Regions from separate parts of the Homo sapiens genome. Here region 2 is linked to region 1. A link is a loop called in an ENCODE intact Hi-C map of the cell type or tissue named here. Cell type or tissue: natural killer cell. All regions are shown on one strand. Each heading gives the region's core, and the rest is flanking DNA. Links, peaks and the distances in the headings are about the cores only.

Evidence for each region. Hi-C counts contacts between places; a loop is a spot of excess contacts. Peaks named below come from ENCODE experiments on the same cell type or tissue, not always from the same donor. Only the 100,000 strongest peaks of a DNase experiment are listed, where the experiment ranks them.
Region 2: it touches region 1 in a loop (6-fold over the local background); 6 of 110 quality-filtered maps call a loop at or near these places.

The regions. Positions count from the first base shown.
Region 1 is chr18:69,932,949-69,938,331 of GRCh38, reverse strand. The region is part of intron 2 of CD226 (CD226 molecule); the gene reads left to right. Among named protein-coding and RNA genes, the nearest start is that of CD226, 12 kb to the left of the region's middle. RefSeq lists enhancers at 2,355-2,574, 1,961-3,160. In natural killer cell, for the core only: no CTCF peak of the experiment used is centred there; DNase peaks (open chromatin) are centred at 1,981, 2,751 and 3,281; H3K27ac peaks cover 3,565 bases.
Region 2 is chr18:69,874,547-69,879,929 of GRCh38, reverse strand. The region is part of intron 3 of CD226 (CD226 molecule); the gene reads left to right. Among named protein-coding and RNA genes, the nearest start is that of CD226, 71 kb to the left of the region's middle. In natural killer cell, for the core only: no CTCF peak of the experiment used is centred there; a DNase peak (open chromatin) is centred at 3,249; H3K27ac peaks cover 677 bases.

The sequences.
Region 1 (5,383 bases), core at 305-5,304:
ATGTAGAGGGCATAGAGAAAAGAGGGGGAGAGTTGGGAGGGAGAGGAAAGTGAACAGGTGAATTATTGATGTGAGAGCAGAAGACACATAGAACTCATATTTATAGTAGAGGGTTAGATTTTCTTGCTCCACACATGCAGGTACTTTGTGTTGGCTGTATTGTATGTTTGCTGACTCTGTGATCTCCCATATTCCAGTCCATTTATCTCAAACTGGGCACAGAGATGTTCCTCACTGTTTCCCTTTAAGAGTCTCATTCTCTCCCAGGTGGGATGAGGCTCCTTATATGCCATCCATGCTCATTCTTAGAAGGCTCTTATCTCTACACCCTTCAGGGACAAGTGTTCTCTGTCCAGGTTCCCAGCAGCTGACATAGCAGCCAAAGTTTTCTTTCATTCTTGTATATATCTGCTGGTTAGTGGCACTAAAGAGATTCCTTTAATATTAAGGGCTCCAGAATTGATGGCAGTTCTGAGGAATCCTATGATGAAAGGGATTCTAAAGATCATGCTGGCCTATATATTAGTTGAGGGCAGCATGGCCAACATTTTTCTAATGCTGGGGTATAATCTCAGCCTTTAAATTTGATTTAAAGCTGGGGAGAGGGAAGTGTCTCAAATCTGGCTTTTATAAATGGGTGTGCTGATTTGCAGGAGCTGAACCCACTTATCCATTAATTCACTCATCAAGTCTTTCCTGAGAATCTACAATGTACAATGTAATGTTCAGTGGTTTGGAAGATAGAAAGACATAGATCTTAGCTCTAAATAGGATGTAGAATATTGGGAGAGAGAAAAGTTTATATCACAAATTATTATTTGAGGCAAAAAAATAAGTCGCATTGTAGTCTAGAGGATATAATTTTATTTTACCTAGGAAATTCAGGGCAGAGTCCCTGAAAAAGTGGAATTTGAACTGCCAACCCAGAAAATTTGGATGTTGAGATTAATAGGCACTATTCCAGGAGAATTGCTTTAGAAAATTATCTAGAAAATAGACAGCTATTTTCTAGATAGTAGGCTCCAGTGTAACCTACTTTGGAAGATAATTTTCATTGTTCAAAAGGACCCCAACAACAAAACACCAAAAACCTCTAAAATTGAACCAACACATAGAATTGATCAACAAATTAAAGCAATTTATTCCGGTTTACAATTCATGGCTTGGTTGACATGTTGAATTGCTGCTTCAAAAGGCAAGGGAAGCCAGATGCACTATGCAATTGTATTTTACAACCTATCTTACGGTATTTGCACACTTTCATTTCGGCTTTTGTTTTGCCTATCCCAAATTCAGAAGGAAGGAAGAAAACATACGAAAATGACACTATCATATCTATTAATGACAGGTGAAAGTGATGGAGGAGGAGATTTGGTCTGAAAGGCTATTGCCTGTCAAAGGAAATTTCAAACAAGGTTAAGAAGGCCACAGAGAAAGAGTCTTTCTTATTCTCCTGTTATAAGGGTCACCAATTCCTGCTAGCTTCCTTAGTCCTTGTGTAGACCTTTTTCAGTTTTGTCTATCATATGTATCTCTATCACTTTTAATTTTCTTAAGTCAGATGGAGAAATAAGAAAAAAAGTCATTCCAAGTCAACTGATTAGAGAATGAAGCCATAAGCTCTCTCTTCAGGCCCATTCTGGTGAGATTAGAAATAAGTCATAAAGGTTTTATATATCCATGTGTGTGTGTATGCATGCACACACACAAGACTAAAAAATGTTACATTTTAGCAGTTTTTCATTTAAAGAAAAAAATACTAAATGGTACCTATAAGGAATCCACAAGGGATGAAGCAGAAACATTTTAAAGGCTTAAAAATCTCACTCCGTAATGAAATAAAATAGTATATAAAGAAGGCAGACGATAAAAAACATTTTAAGACTCACAGAAAGCAAGGTTATGGTCACTGCACTTCTCAAGGGTGAAGTAAATGGGAAACTGAAAGTGGATGGTTACCAGAACGTGTGCCAAGGTTGTTTTTATCCACGTGCTTTCCCTGTGCTAAGCCCAGGAAGGAACAGGCACAAGAACACATGTCACTGTGGGAATCAACCCTCAGGCTTTCAGGCAAAGCTCTGTAATCAAAAATCAAAAAAAAAGAGAAAGTTTAAAAACTCTCTAAAGCCAGATAATACTAAATTTATATACACAATTGAATTCAATAATCGAATGGCTGATACAGTGGAATTCACGTACAGGCACGGGTACAGGCTTGGATTTTTGGGGATTGAGATTGTCCGTCTGTCTCGATGCCTGGGTTTCTCTCTACCTCCTTCACCTCCTTTATGCCCCGTGAGACACCCCAGTCTTTGACACTTCTGAGCTGTAGCAAAATCCAGAGGAAACTTTTACTTTGGGCTTGTTGTCAAATGCAGTCAGGCGAGCCAGAGCAGGGAGTGGAATTGGCTGCCATCTTTGTGTGCAGCCATTTTGTTTATTTATACTACCTATGTAAACTTGAAACTGTACCCTTCTTATTGTAGGTATTTATATTTTCAAGATGATTGTAGAGTAGGGGTATGCTTGGCTGAATTGATAGAGAATGGGCTACAGCTGAAGCTTCGGACACTGATTCTCCTGTGACCTCAGAACATTCTGTGAGTATAGCTGGAAACTACACAGTTCTTGGTTTTTCCTCCTTCAACTCTCAGTGATCAAGACAACTCACACCTTTACCACAACAGCTGTTTACCCAGCACTGAAGGCGGCTGCCAACCACAACATGAGGAATACATTTCCTCTTCAGAATGGGTGTTGGTGGTGTGTGGGTGCCAATGCAGCGTGGGGACTGTGGCCTCACACATGAGTAAGAGCTGGTGTCCTATAGCCTTCAATGCCTGTCAAATAACTGTGGAACATGTTCAGCCCACACACGTTGAGACTCCTCCTCAGACCATCTCGGCTTCTGTGATCTTTTAAAAAATTCCTCACTTCAAAGGTTGAGAGCTGCAGATAGTGGGCATTGTTCTCCAGCACTTGCTCTGGGAAACTTCCTTATAGGATTAGTGAGTAGGTGTGAGTGACCTTCAAAAAGGCCTTATAGGAATTTACCTCTTAACAGATCACATTATTAACTGAAAGTAACATTATAAATTGCATTTTGTAAAATAAAAAATGTGAGATTTGAGATATTCAAAAGCAAACAAAAAGAAAATAAGTAACTGAAGAAAGTCCAAAAGCTCTTAGCTGGTAAAGCTCTCAGTTTTTACTGATGCTTGGAGCTCCTCTGTGGCTTTATCTTTGAGTTAATGCTGTCCTGTGATGGTTTAGGTAGCGTCGATAAAAAGATCTGGTTTCTAAGTTATGGTTTTTGTTGCTGGTTTTTGTTTTTGTTTGGTTTTATAGGGAGAGGAGGTTGCAGGCAGAATGGCTTTTTCTTTCCGTGGAGAAAATGGTAGGAGACTATTTCTGAAGACATTTAAGATTTTGAAACTGTTAAGAATTTCAAGACCATCAAGTCAATCCTTCAGGGATCAGTGTGAAATTATTCCCTCAGGCAACATCTCTTCTACTTACTCCTGAGCAGTTTTAATTAAATAACTCAGTTGATGGGGCTTCTGGCACTTCCCTTGAGAGATTATTCACAATCCAATAACTCTTAATGTGAGAAAATTTTTCCTGACTTCAGCTATTTAACCAACTTACACTTTAAAAAAATCTTCTTTGTAATCTGCCTCGAGAGAAAGAGCCATGTTTCATAGAATACTGATATAAGAAGACTTCCAAGGATGGAGGTGTAAAACACAATATTCATACTTACTAGTGTTGTAAATAGCTATGTGCATCATATCTGCACACAGTGGTGACCGTGGCCAAACAGAATAAAATCTGGGCATTAATTCTGGGAGCATTTAGCTGCACCATTTAATGAGCAGAATCCTAAGAAACTTAACATTCTCATTTTAGCAGACAGGCTCTTAAGAACATACTTGTTCCAATTCTTGGCCAGCTACATAAAATTCTATATGCTACCAACACCGATATTTCCAGAATTGCTTAGTGAAGGGGTGTGCGTGCGTGTGTGTGTGTGTGTGTGTGTGTGTGTGTGTATCCTCTGTGTGGACAGGATCATTTCCTTCATGATATATAAAGAACCCGAGACTATAGCAAATTTTAAGTCATTTACCTAATTCATTTCACTAATAGGATACATTTATTTCTCTTTGCAAACTGGAAGCTCTAGTTGAATGTATACCTTTTTCATGTGAGAAACAGCCAAAGAATTCAGTTGTTGTATTGGTAATGTTAGTATATGTCTCCAAAAGAGATCCTTTGTAAAGTCCCATTAACTCCTGACATCAGATTTCTCAAAATACCTCTTTATTATCTTTTAAGAAACATAGTTGCTCATTTAAGTGAAATAAAGAATACTTAACATAGGGCTTGTAACTTCTTCCTTTTATTCTCTTTAAATCCTATAAATGTTTCTGGAAAGAGCAAACATTTAATAAGATGAAAATATTTTCAACTACTCACATTGTGTTTCTTTGTGCTGACACAGTGTTTGAATTTTCATTCTTAACATGGTCTGATTATTCTGTTTTCAGTGAAAATAGCAGAATTGAACTAAAGGGAAAATGGCTAAACCTTGTTGTTGCTCAAATGACACAGAGGTAATTGAATCTGCTTTATTGGATGAAGGATGATAACAGTAATTAAAAAATCCCTGTAAATCTTACCTAAATCTGTTGAATAGATATTATTGTTTGCTGTGAGGAAAAGAAAGAATGTATGCCTATACGCCATGTAAAACGTTTGGGCCAAGTGACTGTAATGCAAGGTGGAATTTGGAAAGTAGCTTAAAGCAAGGTTTGGGGAGTTGGAGGTGACAGAGGTTACTTCTGGTTTGGGGAAACCATGGCCTGGAAATATAGGTGTAATTTGGATGAATGGAGACAAGGGCTGGCAGGAAGAGGGAGGAAGTTCAAACAGGAAAGTGCATCACAAGAAACATCGCATACCAGGGAGATGCTCTTTGTGTTTGAGGCACATGAAAAACAAATTTGGCCAGAGGCTTAGGGGAAGGTCGGAGGGTGGAAGGTCCAGATTTTGGACTTCATTTGGTTGTTAGTAAAGTTTTCAAATAGTGAAAGTCTCATGTTGGCCATGATTGGGAGCCATGACCCTACCAACAGCACGGAGGATGATGTAGAGGTAGGAAGGCAGAAAGATAGGAGGCACAAAAGCAGGCAGATAGGAGACACGAAAACAGGCAAGAAAGTGGGAGGCCTGTGGCCCTGCAGTGAGGGAGGACACTGCCCCCACGGTGCAGCCCACCAGAGCAGTCTTTCCAAATTACACACCAGGAAAGCTCCCCTGCTGCAAGTTTCTCCTTCCCATTTCCCCGCTCTTTAATTCTATAAATGTTTATTGAATGTCT
Region 2 (5,383 bases), core at 328-5,327, 58 kb after region 1:
ACCCAGCTTGGTTCTTCTTCAGTGGCTCCGTTTTGGAGCTGTAACTGGTTGTATTACCAGCTGTCATCTGAATCCACTGGGAAATGGTGCTGTGGGAAGTCAGGGAACCTGAACGGAGGGACTGGCTGAAGCCATGGCAGAAGAATTTAAATTGTGAAGATTTCATGGACATTTATCACTTCCCCAGTCAATACTCTTGTGATTTCCTATGCTTGTCTTTACTTTAATCTCTTAATCCCGTCATCTTCGTAAGCTGAGGATGTATGTCACCTCAGGACCCTGTGATGGTTGTGTTAACTGCACAAATTGTTTGTAAAGCATGTATGTTTGAACAATATGAAATCTGGGCACCTTAAGAACAGGATAACTGTGATTTTCAGAGAACAAGGGAGATAACCTTAAAGTCTGGCTGCCTGTAGGCCAGTCAGGACAGAGCCATATTTCTCTTATTATCGAAAATGGGTAAGAGAAATATCGCTGAATTCCTTCCCCAGTAAGGAATATTAATAATTCACAGCCCTGGGAAAAGAATGCTTTCCTGGGGGGAGGAGAGCCCTCTATAATGGCCTCTCAGCGGGGGGTGTCTGCCTTATGCAGTTGCAGATAAGGGATGAAACATGCCCTGGCCTCCTGCAGCACCCCCAGGCTTGCTAGGATTAGGAAATTCCAGCCTGGCGAATTCTAGTCAGACTGGTTCTCTGCTCTTGAACCCTGTTAAGATGTTTATCAGTGACAGTGTGTTCCTGAAACTTCATTAGCAATTTTAATTTCACCCCATCCTGTGATCTCGCTCTGCCTCCATTTGCCTTGTGATCTTTTGTTGCCCTTGAAGCATGTGATCTCTGTGACCCACACCCTATTCATACACTCCCTCCCCTTTGAAAATTGCTAATAAAAACTTGCTGGTTTTACGGCTCAGGAGGCATCACGGAACCTGCCAACATGTGATGTCTCCCCTAGACACCCAGCTTTAAAATTTCTGTCTTTTGTACTCTTTCCCTTTATTTCTCAGACTGGCCAACACTTAGGGAAAATAGAAAAGAACCTACATTGAATTATCAGGGGCAGGTTCCCCCGATAAAATGGGATGATTTTGCTTTTGTTTCTTGACCAGGAATTGCTTGACCCTGAAAGTCTTGGGAGAAGACATGGTGAGGAATGGAGTCAACCACACACACCATGATGGCGGCGAAAACCACATGTTTTCTTTCATCTTTTTGAGAAAAGCCATTCAAAAAGGTGTGAGGTGGTCTCTCATTGTGGTTTTAATTTGCAGTTTCCAGCCTAACGCTTGATGTTAGAGAGTCAGGACCTGCGGGTTTTCCCTGGCATATTCTTTGGCCCAGTTATTTAGGTTCTAAGTGACTTGCTTTCTTCACTCCCTAACTCCACCCCCACCCTAATAGAGGATAAACTATAGACATTAATGGCCACTCTTGCCTGCCGAACTCTGAGGGAAGAAGGGACTGGCAATATTTCTATCATGAGCCTTTTCTAAGAGTGTATAACTCAGCCATAAATACTTGTCATTGCCAGAAACTTAGCCTAGAGGGTCACAATCCTGGAGTAAATTATTCTTTTATATATTTCACTGACTTGCTTTAAATTGTTTTAACTGTATTTATCTTCTGTGATGTAAGGTAATGGTTTTACAGTTCAAGACACTTCTCCTCCTATGAATCAACACAGCATTGGGATATAAGTGAAAAAAGTTAGCAAAAAAATGGCTTCTGGAAACAATTCTTCTTTTTTAAAGAAAAGGGCTTCCTTTTTAAAGAAAAGGGCTTCAGGGCTGACATTACTCAATCTGACATCTATTAGCAAAACTTAAAAAACTAAATGTTATGAACTGTTGATTAACTCCCAAAGCATCCGTACCCATTTGCTTTTCCTTTTTATTTTCCCCAGCCATACAGGGCCCAGCAAGGTGCAAGCCCTGTATAGGCCAGTGGTCATTCATGTGGAAGCTGCAGGCAAGGCAGGGAATGGACTGAGAAGCCATGTCAGCTACAGGCTGGGCCACTCTAGATTGAAATGTCTCTGGATTGAATCTCTACCTGACTCCATGCTTTATTTCACCTTTATTTCTTAAGAAAAAATCCTTTTTCCCTAACTATTTTTAAATTGTCTAGGACTTTTCAAAACAATATATGTTCCACTAAATCAGGTATTGTGGTATTAGGATATGCAGATCTATAGGTTTTCATCCACGGGTCCTGGCTCAAAATTCACATGGTCCTTGTTATAATGTTGGGGCACTTCAGGCCTCAGGAAACAGAAGTTCTCTCTGACCTTCTCCTGTCCTTTCTCCTGACCAAGGTAAGACTCTAATCTGAATGTGGGTCAAAAGACCCTCATTCCAGAGAGGATCCCACCCCATATCTAAAGTCTGGACAGGACTTGCTGGGTTTAGATGATATGCTTTTTGCCCAGTCCCATTTCTACAAGGTTGTCAGTCATACCTACGTAATGAAGCCTCCATAAAAATCCAAGAGGATGGGGTTTGGAGAGTTTCTGGACAGCTGAACATGTGGAGCCTCCTGGAGGGTGATGTGGACAGGGAGGGCATGGGAACTCTGTGCCCCTTTACACATGCCTCACCCTACCAATCTCTTCATCTGTATCCCTTGCAATATCCTTGATATTAAACTGACAAATGTGTTTTCTTGAGCTCTATAACTGGCTCCACCAGATTAACCAAACCTGAAAAAGGGGTCTTGGGAACCCCAGCTTGAGGCCCATTGGTCCGAAGTTCTAGAGGCCTGGGACTGGGCACGGTGGCTCACGCCTGCAATCCCAGCACTTTGGGAGGCCGAGGAGGGCGGATCACCTTAGGTGAGGAGTTCGAGACCAGCCTGACTAACATGGTGAAACCCCGTCTCTACTAAAAATACAAAAATTAGCTGGACGTAGTGGCGGGTGCCTGTAATCCCAGCTACTCAGGAGGCTGAGGCAGGAGAATCACTTGAACCTGGGAGGCGGAGATTGCAGCGAGCCGAGATCCTGCCATTGTACTCCAGCCTGGGTGACAGAGCGAGACTCCGTCTCAAAAAAAAAAAAAAAAAAAAAAAAAAGTTCTAGAGGCCTGGACTTGCAATTGGTGTCTGAAGGGCAGGGTTAGCAATGGAGGAGGGGGTGAGATGTCTTTGGGACTGAGCCCCCAGCCTGTGGGATCTGATACTGTCCTTGGGTAGATCATGTCAGAATTGAATTGGCGGACACTCAGCTGGTGCCTGTTACTGTGGGGGAAAACCACCCACACCTTTGGTCACAGAAGTCTGTTGACGATTGCTGTGGTAGTGTGAGAGCAGAGAAAAAACACAATTGGAGAGTTTTTTTTCTACACAGGTGTCAAACTTGTTTTTACCTACCACTTTGTCTGTAGTACCAGGCATACAGTACACCTTGAAATACTTTGTGTTTAAAGACTGAGTGAATAAATGGATCTGATCCAAGAGGCCAAACATTACTAAAAACGGGTTACAAATAGGTAACATATTTCCTATGAAACAATGCATCTGAAATTTGGATTTATAATTGAACAGTGTGTCACAAGTGGTCGTACTTTCAAGCAGGTTATACTGTTAAATTCATATAAATTAGACCTTCATAAAGAAAGCCATCTTAATTGTTAAGTATTCTATTTCTAAAGAAAAGATTTCTACATCCTGTACTTTAACCACTAAGATTTGATAAAATATTCTTTTTTAAGCCTGCAGATCTTTATTTTTTTGGTACTGTATTTGCCTGATCACAAAATGAACACATCGTCTAGAAAATTTGGAAAATATAAAAAAGCCCAAAGAAAACAATTGCTTTAAATTTTTTTTTAAATAATTAACTGTCAAATAAAGATTGAATATATTCAGGGCATACAGTGTGATTATTTGATGTATATAAACATGGTGTAGTAATCACCACAATTAATTAACTCATGTATCACCATCCATACTGTATAGTAGGTCCCCATTATAACCAAAAGTTGGTACCCTTTAGCCAGCGTCTCCCTATCTTCTGCCCTCCCACCTCCTGGCAACCACTGTTCTATTCCCTGCTTCTATAAGTTTGACTTTTTTAGATTCCACATACAGGTGAGATTATACAGTATTTGTCTTTCTATGTCTGGCTTATTTCACTTACATAATGTCCTCCAAATTCATCCATGCTGTCGCAAATGGCAGGATTTCACAGCAAAAGAGCAACCCAATTAAAAAGTGGGCAAAAACAGACATCTTTCCAAAGAAGACATAACACTGGCCAATAGGTATATGGAAAGCTGCTCAACATTACTGGTCATCAGGGAAATGCAAATCAAAACCCCAGTGAGCTCTCACCTCACACCTATTAGAATGGCTGTTATCAAAAAGGCAAGAGATAGCAAGTGTTGGTGAGGATGTGGAGAAAAGGCAACCCTTGTACACTGTTGGCGGGAATGTAAATGGGTACACTCGTTATTGGTACAGGTAGTAGGTTCCTCAAGAAATTAAAAATAGGCCAGGTGCGGTGGCTCATGCCTGTAATCCCAGCACTTTGGGAGGCCAAGGCAGATGGATCACCTGAGGTCAGGAGTTCGAGACCAGCCTGGCCAACAGGGTGAAACCCCATCTCTACTAAAAATACAAAAATTAGCTGGGTGTGGTGGCAGGTGCCTGTAATCCCAGCTACTTGGAGGCTGAGGCAGGAGAATTGCTTGAACCTGGGAAGTGGAGCTTGCAGCGAGCTGAGATTGTGCCACTGCACTCCAGCCTGGGTGACAAGAGTGAAACTCTGTCCCAAAAATAAAATAAAATTAAAATAAAATAAATAAAGCTATCATATGAACCAGCAATCTGATGGGTATTATATACAAAGGAAATGAGGTCAGTATCTTGAAGAAATACCTGCACCGTGTATGTATTGCATCATTGTCTACAGTAGTCAAGATGTGGATGCAACCTAGGTGTCCATCAACAGATGAATAGATAAAGAAAATGTGGTACATAGACACAATGTAGTACTATTAACCCTTTAAAAAAGAAGGAAATCATATCATGTGTGACAGGGTGGATAAACCTTGAGGACATTATGAAAAGTGAAATAAGCCAGACACAAAAAGAAAAAATTTTGTATGACTTCACTTATTTGTGGAATCTAGGTCTAAAACGTTTAAAAATAAAATGTTTGCTTATTTGTCTTAGTTTCTCTTTGCAGTAAAGTTTGTGAAAGAATAAGTGGGTCTATACTTTGAGTTCTTATGAAAAAAATGCAGCTACATAGTGGATAAAGTGAGAAGAAATTTTCTGAGGAAAAGATGGGGAAGAATTGGTTGAAAGTCATGGTTTTCAGGCTGCAATAGGATTCCAGACAGCCGGGGTGTCACAGTACAAACATTCAAGCTTTGATT